Regions from separate parts of the Mus musculus genome. Here region 2 is linked to region 1. The links are chromatin loops, found by intact Hi-C in ENCODE. Cell type or tissue: heart. All regions are shown on one strand. Links, peaks and the distances in the headings refer to the core of each region. The heading gives the core; the rest is flanking DNA. Region 1 overlaps Gm38414 (predicted gene, 38414). Region 2 holds the start of 5430403N17Rik (RIKEN cDNA 5430403N17 gene).

Region 1 (5,383 bases), core at 122-5,121:
GGACAGTGGGTGTTCCTCTCCTGGGGCCCCTGGAGTTGTATTCATGATAAAGTCCTTCACCTTTTATGACAGGAGAGTGTCACTGCTAGGAAGACAGAAGCTGTACCTCTAAAAGAGTCTTAAGAGGGCTGTGAAACTGGAAAATATATAAGCAATTACTTTCCAATGTAACTTCCAGACTGATTTTTTTTAAGCAGAATGATTATGAAAGCCAGGCATATTCCCATGATTACAGTAAGTGATCTGTGAGATAGAAAACTATCTTTTGATCCGGTCATAAGTAGTTGTAAGTAAGCCATGCTTAGGCAGAAACACTGATCAAAGTCTGGAAATTGGCCCTGGGTGCTTTTGACAGCCCCTTCCTATTGTCATCCCAGTCTGAGGTTCTTGGCTCACTACCTCCCTGGCTTCCTCTTTCCCTATTACCCGAAGACATTCATGGAAGAGCTGGGGGTCACAACAGAGGCCAATGATAATAAGAACAAAGAATTTGGAGGTGTGAAGACCAGTAAGACAAAACTTTGGTTAGGAAGGTAAATTAGTTTACCTGTTATTTGTGAAAAAACCAAACCAAACCAAAAATGATTTGTGATATGGAACAGGAAAGTGAAAACGCTTGTATCATTTCTATGACTGTTTCTTATATAGATCACCAGAAATTGGCCCCTTTCACCCACACACCCAATACAGATAAAGGTTTATAAAGTTAAAATAAAAAACAAAACAAAATAAAACAACTTTAACATGCTGCATGCAAGTATGCAGTATTTTATAAAGCCCTGTCTTAGCTAGGGTTTTATTGCTGTGAACAGACACCATGACCAAGGCAACTCTTATAAGGACAACATTTAATTGGTGCTGGGTTACAGGTTCAGAGGTCCAGTCTGTTATTATTAAGGTGGGAACATGGCAGCATCCAGGCAGGCATGGTACAAGAGGAGCTGAGAGTTCTACATCTTCATCTGAAGGCTGCGAGCAGAATACTGGCTTCTAGGCAGCTAGAATGAGGGTTTTAAAGCCCACACCCACAGTGACACACCTACTCCAACAGGGCCACACCTTCTAATTGTGCCACTCCCTGGGCCAAGCATATACAAACGATCACAAGCCCTAAAAAGCTCAGTTAACACCCACTCTGGAAGCCTATTCTATCTACTGTTATGTGTTTACCAGGAGAAAAGAAGGCATACATCTAACTAAACTTTGTGTGTGTGTGTGAGTGCTCCCTGTGAGTGCTCCCGGCCATCTTACCTATTGAAACATTAAACTGGAAGCCACAGAGTTCATCAAAAGATGATGAGGACTGTAACTGTTGCTATCGATGATAGGTTACATACAATGTACTATTCCAAAAGGGAAAAAACAAAAAGCTGCAAGAAAATATTTCAAATGCTTTCTCCATAAGGAAGTAATGGCTGTTTAATGAGATACATTTCCTTAATGTCATTTGATCCCAGCACAATATGCACATGTATCAGATAACTCACGGTACCCAAGTAATGGGCACAATTTGTTTTTGTCTACCAGCTTAAAAAAGAAAAAGTGAATGAACACTGGAAACTATGCTGCATTCATACAATGGACTGTCACCTGATAGTTGAAAGGAAAAAGCCATGGACACACAGAATAATGCATGGAGGCATGCATAGGGTCTGCACAGCTTCAAGCTAGACAGAGTCCAATAGTGAGAAGGGAAATGGATCTAACCCAGAAGTGATCGATAACAATTCATTTTCTTCAATGGAGTCTCACTAGATATATAAGGCACATTTAAGGGCACCCCCACCCCATGCTCAGGAGTAGATGGCGAACACACAAACACAAAACTTGATTTTTTATTTGTTGTTTGTTTGTTTGTTCGTTCCATATTGCTTTGTTAGGGCACCTTTTATCTTAGTTGTCTTTTTCTTGCATATTATATCTTCTGATTCCGTGTTTTTGTGGATTTTGTTTGTATGTGTGTGTTTCTTGTGTTCTGTCAATGTTTTTCTTTCCTTCCATATTTCTGTCTGTCTGTCCTTATTCTGGTTTGTTTTCTAGAGAAAAACAAAGGGAGGGAGAGAGAGATGGGGGAGAGTCAGATGGTTCGGGAGATGGGGGAGGGAAAACCATAATCAGATTACATGGTAGGAATTTTCAATTAAAGATAATAATAAAAGAAAATATGTCACATAAATGCATAGAAATCATAATCATTTTGCCAAATCCAGATACCCATAAACTGTGGGATGGGCAAATGTATTTTGCACTAAGAATACTGAGGTCATGTGGTACCCCACTGAAAGTGTCTGAGGGGTGTCAAAAGGGATTTCAGAAAACTTGCCAAGATTATTACAGCTCTTAATAACTAAACAAAGCCACAGTCTTTATCAACCAAAATAGCCACAACTGCTAAGGCCTCAGAGAACATCAGACAGTCATCTCATTGTGATGCGTGACTGGCAAGACGATCTCCAGGCAAGACATGACGACCTCCAGGGTTGGCATGTTCTACAAACATGAATGAAAATACATTTCCTTAGGAGTCTTCTGGATGCACGAAGTGGTTAAACAGTTAAGATTTGGATATTTTACCTCACGAGTGGTGTCTGTTGTTACTGTTGTTTGTAGTTCAATTCCTAGAACTGACCTAAAAGCTTGATTGTAGAGGCAGGTATCCATTATCCCATTCCTCCTATAACAAGAAGGGAGGTGCAGACAAGAGAATCATCTAGAAGCGTGTGAACTACCAGCTAGTCGGGTACTACCCTGCTCTGTGTCAGAAACAAGACCTTGCCGCAACAAAATGGGCAAGCAAGGGCTCTCCACAAATTGTCCTCTGATCTCCATGTGTGTACTCACCCTCTATCAAGATCTCAGAGTTTGCCAAGCACTGATGTTGCTAACTAGACTCCAGAGATGAGATTAAAGGCCTTCTCAGCCAGCAGGTTCTGCTCCGTTTTGGGAGTCTCCAGTTCTAGGTTCGTGCGTTTGTGCCTATGCACGCATGCTCTGGGGAAGCCGGCCTTCATTGTCTTTACTTCCTCTGACCTTTCTGGGGGATGGCAGCTGGGAAGAACTGGCAGCTGCAACCTTACCCTGCTTAGGCCTGCGAGAGAGTCCACCTCCGGATGCAGAGAAAATTGTCATTCTCAGCCAAAACAAACACTTTCCCATCTGGGAAGGCCACTGAGTGACAAGTGGCTTTTGATGTAGACATCACTGCCCCAGAGAGCTATTTATTTGGAAGCAAGAGGAGGAGGAGGAAGAAGCTTGAGTGCGGGGGAATTGAGCTATCATATCCGTACTTCTGGCAACAGGATCTTCAGGGCTCTGGGCTAAAGAGATTACTCTGGTCCCTTCAAAGTAGTTTCTGAAACCACTCTCTTCCTGTCATAGCTCTCACGTGGCTTTATGGGGGCCCCTGGAATGGTTTGTTTGGGTTTAGCTCGTTGTGACAGACAGGCCTGAAGACCAGAAATGGGAACGAAAGCAGTTAGTCTGAACTCCGCTGCCGACTGCAGTTTAAGGGCACGGGGAGTCCCAGGAAGCCAGAGAAAACCAAATTCCTTTTGTAAAAACGAACAGTGAGGGGCTCTGAAAGAAAGCACAAGTCACTGCCGAGAAATAAAAGTGTGTCTTTTAATGCAAATCCAAATCTGGGGAAACTCATACATGGGTTTTGTTTTCTTGAACTGGGAACGGTCATTTAAAATGACAATATTCCTTTAAAATGACAATATTTAAAGGTTTTGTCTCTGTCTGGTCCAGCATGTCTCTCAGCGTAAAGTTCTGCATTCTGAACTCACCCAGGTTTAGTGGCACCAGGATGGTTATATTTAGGAGAGTTGGGACAGTCTGAGCATAGCCAGGAGCATCCAGCAAGTTCAGCATAGTAATAACACTAAGATTTCCAGCGGAAAAAAATCTCATGGTGTAGATCACAAAGCAGACAGCTTAGACAGCACAAGGATATCTCTCTCTCTCTCTCTCTCTCTCTCTCTCTCTCTCCCCCCCCCCCTCTTTGTTCAGATAGCCTGTTTGGTGGGCAGCAAAATTGTGCATATCGTACATGCCGGGCAAAGAAACCACGTGGTCTCCCATCCTACTTGGAGTCGAACACAGAGAAGCCTGGGGGGGGGGGGGAGGGCAGAGCAGAGATGCTCAGGAAGCTGACTGTGGCATCGAGGCAGTTTGAATTCAGGCTTGCTGCCAAGGGTGTAAGGAAATATAGAAGCAGAGACTGATACAGGGGCTGGCAGGGCTGAGCTATCTCACCCAGCCCACAAGGCTATACAGGGTCTCAGAACAGGAAGAAGGTACAGTGGCAGAACAGGGGCTCCGGTGGAGGAGTCGGTCCAAGAGAGAACTTTGTTTCTTCAAGGTACCAGAGGGAAGGTCATCCGTGAAGTTAGTAGAATCATTAGAAAAACAAAACAAAACAAAACAAAACAAAACAAAACAAAACAAAACGAAAATGGTTCTAATAAAAGTAGCGTGTGAACTGGGCATGGTGCAGCACTTCTATGTTCTCATTGCTTAGTGTTACAGGAAATATTAAAAAATATTTTAAAATATAAAATATTAAAAATAAAATATAAAATATTAACAATAAAAATAGTAAAAATATTTAATATTTTCCATAACAGCTTAGGAGCTGAGTCAGGAGATCATGAGTTCAAGGCCAGCCTGGGCTGTATAACAGGACTTTCTCCTTTCAGAAAGAAGCTTTCCTGGGTATGCTGTCATCTCTCTTGTTCATCTCAGTGCCGTTTGCTTCAGAAAGATAGGTGTTGGCACGACATGCCTAACAAAATATAAAATCTCATCTGAGCTTAATGTTCGGTTGTTATTTTGAGATAGGGTCTTCTCTTCAGTCTAGACTGGCTTTGAACTCATAGCAAGCCTCCTGCCTTAACTCCCTAAATGCTAGGGTCACAGTGTCATCCTTGCAGTGGAAGCTGCCCAAGACGAGAAAAACAAGGAGCAACTTTAGCATGAGGACAGGGGTCTGTGGGTCCTGAGGAGTGTGCTGTCTTGTCAGAAACAACGATGATGCTGGATCTGATTATGGAAGACCTCATCTCTGGCTGAGCCTCACCACTTACCATGGGACTCTCTGGCAATTCAATTCCTCTGGGGCTCATTGTCCCGCTACCATGTAGGGATGCTGTCAGACCAAGGGGGATTGAGGGACACAAAGCACACGAAGGCACTCTGTCCACTGCAAACCTGGTATGGCTTGTGGGGAATCATTTGTTTATCAGTTATCATCTGTAACCATTTGACCGTCAGAGCCGTCCTAACATATTTGTTCTGGGTTGAATCTGAATGCCCTCCTTGAGCATTTTTAAAAATATTTCCCGTAACACTAAGCAATGAGTTCTTTTTTTTTCAACCCTTT
Region 2 (5,383 bases), core at 214-5,213, 280 kb after region 1:
ATACCTCTGCCATAGAGTACCTGTGGGCGGGACCTTCGAAGCCTGATCTACCTTTCTAGCTAATAGGAAGGGAAAGCAGTGACATTAATTTACTGTCCTGTAACCACTATAACTGTTGAGGTACCCAGTAGAGGTTAATCTGACCAGTGCAGAAGTCTAGAGGGCACCTCTGGTGTATACAATGAGATAATAGCTAACCTTTGCTGAGCTTTTAACTCTGAGGCCTAGGTAACACCAGACACACTCTGTGGTGGTGAATCTTGATTAATCAACTTGACTGGACTAAGATAAATGCCCAGATGAGAGAAATAGAGCTGTGGGTGTGTCTGTGAAGATGTTTCTAGAGACAGGTCCTTGGGCCTAGTTGGACCTAATAGATGAATCCTTTGCACTCACACAATACAATGCAATGAAGGGAGTCTAACAATGACAGCATTATTGGGAGGCGATAACAGGGAGGAGCTGACTCCTCGTTGGAGGAAGTGGGGCCCTGGAGTGATGTTCTTAGATATCAAAGAGAAAGATGTGGATAGATCTTTCTCTTGCCCCTTCTAGAAACCTGTCTTTCTGGGCTTCCTGGCTGCCGTGAGTTTAAGGGCTCTGTTCCACATGTTCCTGCTGCTAAGATTGTCCTGCCACACTGTAGGCCCCAAATCAATGGCAACAGCCACAGTCGACAAAATCCCCCTGAAACTGTGAGCCAAGGTAAATATTTCCTCTCTGTGACCTGTTTCTGTCTGATGTTTGTTAACAGCCCCCCCACACACACACACACAAAAACCAGTGACTACATTCTACCCTTCCCAATCACCCTATGAGGAAGCCGACAATGTCCCCACTGCCCAATGTACAATAGGAACACTGAACTCCTGAGAGTTATTATCACATTAACAGGGCATGGTCTTCTGTATCTACTCTCTTTCTGCACTCCTGATTCAGACATTATTAAGCATAACAAACATCTAACATGATTAAAACCACACTGTCATAAGCCAGTTCCTTCTGAAGCACTGAAGCAATACTATGCAAGAGACAGTTTATAGTATAATCAGAAAGGTCATGCAATATCCTAGTAATTTCTCATAATGGAATCTGGTATGGTCAAGCTACTAGTAGTTATGTTAAAATATCCAGAAGAAGAAAAAGAAATCCAAGATGGCAGCATGGTGTGCTTTTTCCTTGGATGGCTAAGATGGTTTAACAAAAGTAGACTGAGCTGCACTTCAAGAAGTTGCACAAGCTTACTCTGGCCTCTCCTTCTAAACAACTTTGACAGCTCCTTCTGACCCTGTATCAGTTCAAACATTTAAACAGAAAGACACCCGTGAGCACCTCGAGAAGAACAGCCCTGAACTCAACTTTTTAAAAATTATATCTAAAATAACCAGAAAAGCTGCAGTTATTCTGAAAATGTTTGTGCTGGGAGCTCTCGGTCTCTTGGCAACAGCAAGGCACCCAAAGGGGGGGGTAGGAATCAGGAAGCTGTTGCCAGGAGAGGACCGTACACTTTCTGTATGCAGAGGAGGGCCAAGAGTTGGGAGGGATGGTGGGCACGGAGAAGTGTTTGTGGAAGGACCAGTGTAGTCCTGTAGACGGAGGCCTAAAGGGAAGAGAATTCCTGGGAAGCTCAAAACCTATATTAGTTCTCTGTAACTGGAGATTGGTGCTCCAGAAAGGGTGGAACTGAAGGCAGAGACAACCTGGGGATTCATTCCTTGGCCAGCAGGAAGCCATTAAAGTGTTTTTGGTAAATGCTAATTGTATCTATTTGCTGGATTTAGTTTAAGGATTCATGTTTATAATGTGCATTTAAAGCCTTAAAAGAAAAAAGAAAAAAGTGTTTATATCTCCTCTCCCAGATGACAAGTGTGAACACCATCCTTAACAGCTCAGCCGACTCCAGGATCTTTCAGCTCTGAAAGGCCTCCAGACCTTCCCTCCGAAGAAGTCTAAATCATCCACTAAAAGGCTATCTGTCTTAAATAGCCCGTGCTCACTTGCCTGTAAACGACTTCAGTGGAATCATACCTTCAAATATGCTTTCACCCATAAGTTCTGTAAAACAACCAAACCATCACTGGATTGTCAACTTTCTATAATGTCCCAGGCTACCCCGTAACAAGGAGCAAGGGTGTACCTAACATCCGCTAATAATTTGCCAACCACACAACAAACCATGCAGCTTGTTATCCACAGACTTACCATGCAGCAAAGCACACCTGTAAGAAACACCAGGCGAAGTATGGAAAAACCCACTGTTGAAAGGAAAACAAACACACAAAAAAACTGAACCCCTGTAGTATGCCATTGTATTCAAAGCTTTGCCAGAAAGAAAAGAACACACACACACAGACACACACACACACACAGAGACACACACACACACAGACACACACACACACACAGAGACACACAGACACACACACACACACACACACACACACACACACACACACACACACACGAGTATTATCTCACCTTCCCCTTTTCTTAGCCTTATGGCTGGATGATTAAGATTGCCTCTTTCTAGAAGATTTAGGAATGCCTATTCATCTAACAAATTTGACTTAGCTTCTGTTTTGATCTGAGCATTGTGGTAGGCACCCTAAAGAAAGGAATTAATAAGTGCCATTGCCTGCCTTTGAATTGCTCACCATGACAAAAGGAGGCGCAGACAGCAGTAACCAACCTGTCCAAACACACAAGGCACTACTGGAAACTATGAAATATATGTTGTCTCCAGGGTCAGGATCATAATTTTAAAATAAATAAATAAATAAACAAACAGGACTTCCCAGCTGCAAATCCTCATAAACAATCCCTTTCCCCCAGGACAACAGTCAATCTTTGGTAAGAAAAACAGGAAGCATCCAATTCAGGCTCCCGGTGGAAGGATGCAGGCTGAATATTCATTAGGGTGGGGGGTGGATGGGAGCAGGAGAAGGGAAATGGCAGGCAGCCAGGGACGCTCACTGCATCCCATCTCTCAAACTACCGAGATGTGGGTTTTTTTTTTCCCCTACAGCCTCCTTGGAAGAAGGACAGTGAAACTGTCCTGTTGTGATATGAAATATGACCACAATAACTAGGTTAGATAATAAACTATTCTTTATTTGCTAATAATTGTCAGCTCACAGGGTCTGTACACGTATTAACACTGAAACATTAAAAAAAAAAAAAAAAGAAAAGAAAAAAGAAAGAAACGTTTGCTTTCCACGCCGTCGTCGCCTAAGGGGAATAAAAAGAATTCGGAGGCTGCATAAAACTGTAATTATGATGCAACACAGCCAGGAGAGCTAACAAAGAATCTGCTTTCCCTTTGTGTTGTTAACTGAGTTAGTTCTTCCAACTTTCTGCTGCTGACAATGGTAACACTGGGCTTCGCTGAATGCTGGGTGGACAGGTAAGCCTGGGGGCAGGTGGCCCGAGGGGGAATGCACACAGCTGTGCTATAAGGCTGACTCTAGAAGGAGGATGGTCATCATTTTCCCTTCATTTCTCTGAAAAGGAAAGGAAGACATGTTTATGAGCAGTATAATTAACAGCTGGGTACCTTGTTGAATTAAGACATTATCACTGGATGAAGTTTTTTTAAAGGGGCAGCTAAAAAACTCCAAAGGCGAGTGACATGCTATTTCTCCTTTGGTGAAATTAGCCAATTAAAGTCAGATTTAGATGTGTGTGTGTGTATATATATATATATACACAAACACAGGTTTATTGCAAAGCTGCTGTCAGGTGTGTTCACTGGCCCCAATGACTGAGGCCATAAAAGTCACCATGGAAAGGGAAAGAGAGCAGAGGGGGAAGAGAAAACTCAGAGAAAGAGAAGGAGAGAAAGGAGAGACCAAAATGTCTGGATTACATAGGGAAGAGCCTCTGACAGAAGGGCAGCCCAGTCACTGGGCTGAAAAGTTCCGGGTTGGGAGCAGGGCATGCCATGTAGGGACTGAGGGATGCTGGGAGAACATGGACACCAGGTCTGCTTTGGTATGTAAAATATGTCCTAGGGTATGAAATCAAACAGTGACCCAGTGGGGAAGAAAAACGGACTTTACGATAAGAACTGAAAAATACTTGCTGGCAATGTTGAAGTAGAAGTTAAATGTATTTGGCTGAATTTCATAAAGGAAATCAATGTTCCCATTAGCTAAATCTAAGGTCATCTGAGTTCGTTTTCTAGTCCTTGACAATGTATAAGCTCCAACACCCCCATTCTTTCAGAGTGAGTCACAGCTGCCTCACCTTCCTTCCACCCCGCCTCTAGCCAGCATCCTTCCAACTCCCAGATGTGCACACAACCCTTTGTGTTCAGGTTTTTCCTCCCACATCTTCCTGGGGGAATAGGAGAGGGTGTGGCAGTGCTGGTCTGATTCCCTTACAGTTCCACTCTGGGGTCAGTCCCTCCTCTAGCTTTTAATGGGTGGCCATTCACACCGTGCTGGTTCCAGTGAGGTGGAGAAAGTTCCATGAGGCAATGCCACTACATCTGATATCACCTCCTCCCCAAATGATACTCAAGTGAAACTTCCCTCTCTCCCCACCCCCACAATATGTAGACAAAACCAATGTCTTCCTTCTCCATCCAGACTCATAAGTAGAACCTGGATATGAAGGAGACCCGAGAAAGCCATCAGCTGGAAGCAAACAGTAGTGTGGTATTGAAAAATACAGAGAGGTGTGAAATGTTGTAAATAGTTTGGGCAATGAGAAATAAACCCTGGAACCACACACATGCTAGGCAAGGACTCCATCCACTCAGGAATTTTGATTTGGTTGATTTGGTTGATGAATGCAAGGATCAAGGGCTTAGTATCTACACTTTTTTGAGGTTCCCTAACTCCCTTTCCTCATATCCTTCTGTCTTAGCCCTTCATATTTGCTTTCTCAAAAAGGGTACCATCTCCAGAAAGGAAAGATGAAGGTTACAGAGCTCTATAACAGAGCCCCAATGGGTTCTGTCTTCAAATAATAAAATATGTGCAACATGGAGGGGACTTCTCCACAGTCTTTCTGGTACTTTGAATGAGAATAGCACCCCCCCCCCAATATAAGCTCATGTATTTGTACTGTTATCACCAGTGGTATTATTTGAGAATTAGAAGGTGTGGTTCTCTCTCTCTCTCTCTCTCTCTCTCTCTCTCTCTCTCTCTCTCTCTGCCTATGGATCAGGATGTAGCACTCAGCCTACTACTCCAGCATCATGTGTGCTGCCATGATGATAACAGGACTACACCTCTGAAACTGTAAGCTAGTCCCTAATTGAATGATTCCTTTTCTAAGAGTTGCCTTCGTCATGGTGTCTCTTCACAGCAATAGGGCAGTAACTATGACAGTCCTCTTCCCAAAGCGAGAAATCCCACTCTTCTGAGCCACCCACCAC

The links. A loop is a pair of places that touch in the nucleus more often than their neighbours do. Peaks named below come from ENCODE experiments on the same cell type or tissue, not always from the same donor. Only the 100,000 strongest peaks of a DNase experiment are listed, where the experiment ranks them.
Region 2: it touches region 1 in a loop (2.4-fold over the local background); 1 of 42 quality-filtered maps calls a loop at or near these places.

Annotation. Positions count from the first base shown.
Region 1 is chr8:36,157,038-36,162,420 of GRCm38, reverse strand. It overlaps Gm38414 (predicted gene, 38414), which reads right to left. Exons shown (of 4, transcript NR_151736.1): 3 at 2,575-2,674; 4 at 1,387-2,490. Among named protein-coding and RNA genes, the nearest start is that of Gm38414, 3.7 kb to the right of the region's middle. In heart, for the core only: no CTCF peak of the experiment used is centred there; a DNase peak (open chromatin) is centred at 3,110; H3K27ac peaks cover 1,810 bases.
Region 2 is chr8:35,880,873-35,886,255 of GRCm38, reverse strand. It overlaps 5430403N17Rik (RIKEN cDNA 5430403N17 gene), which reads left to right and starts at 3,299. Exons shown (of 3, transcript NR_046181.1): 1 at 3,299-3,403. In heart, for the core only: no CTCF peak of the experiment used is centred there; DNase peaks (open chromatin) are centred at 2,915 and 4,305.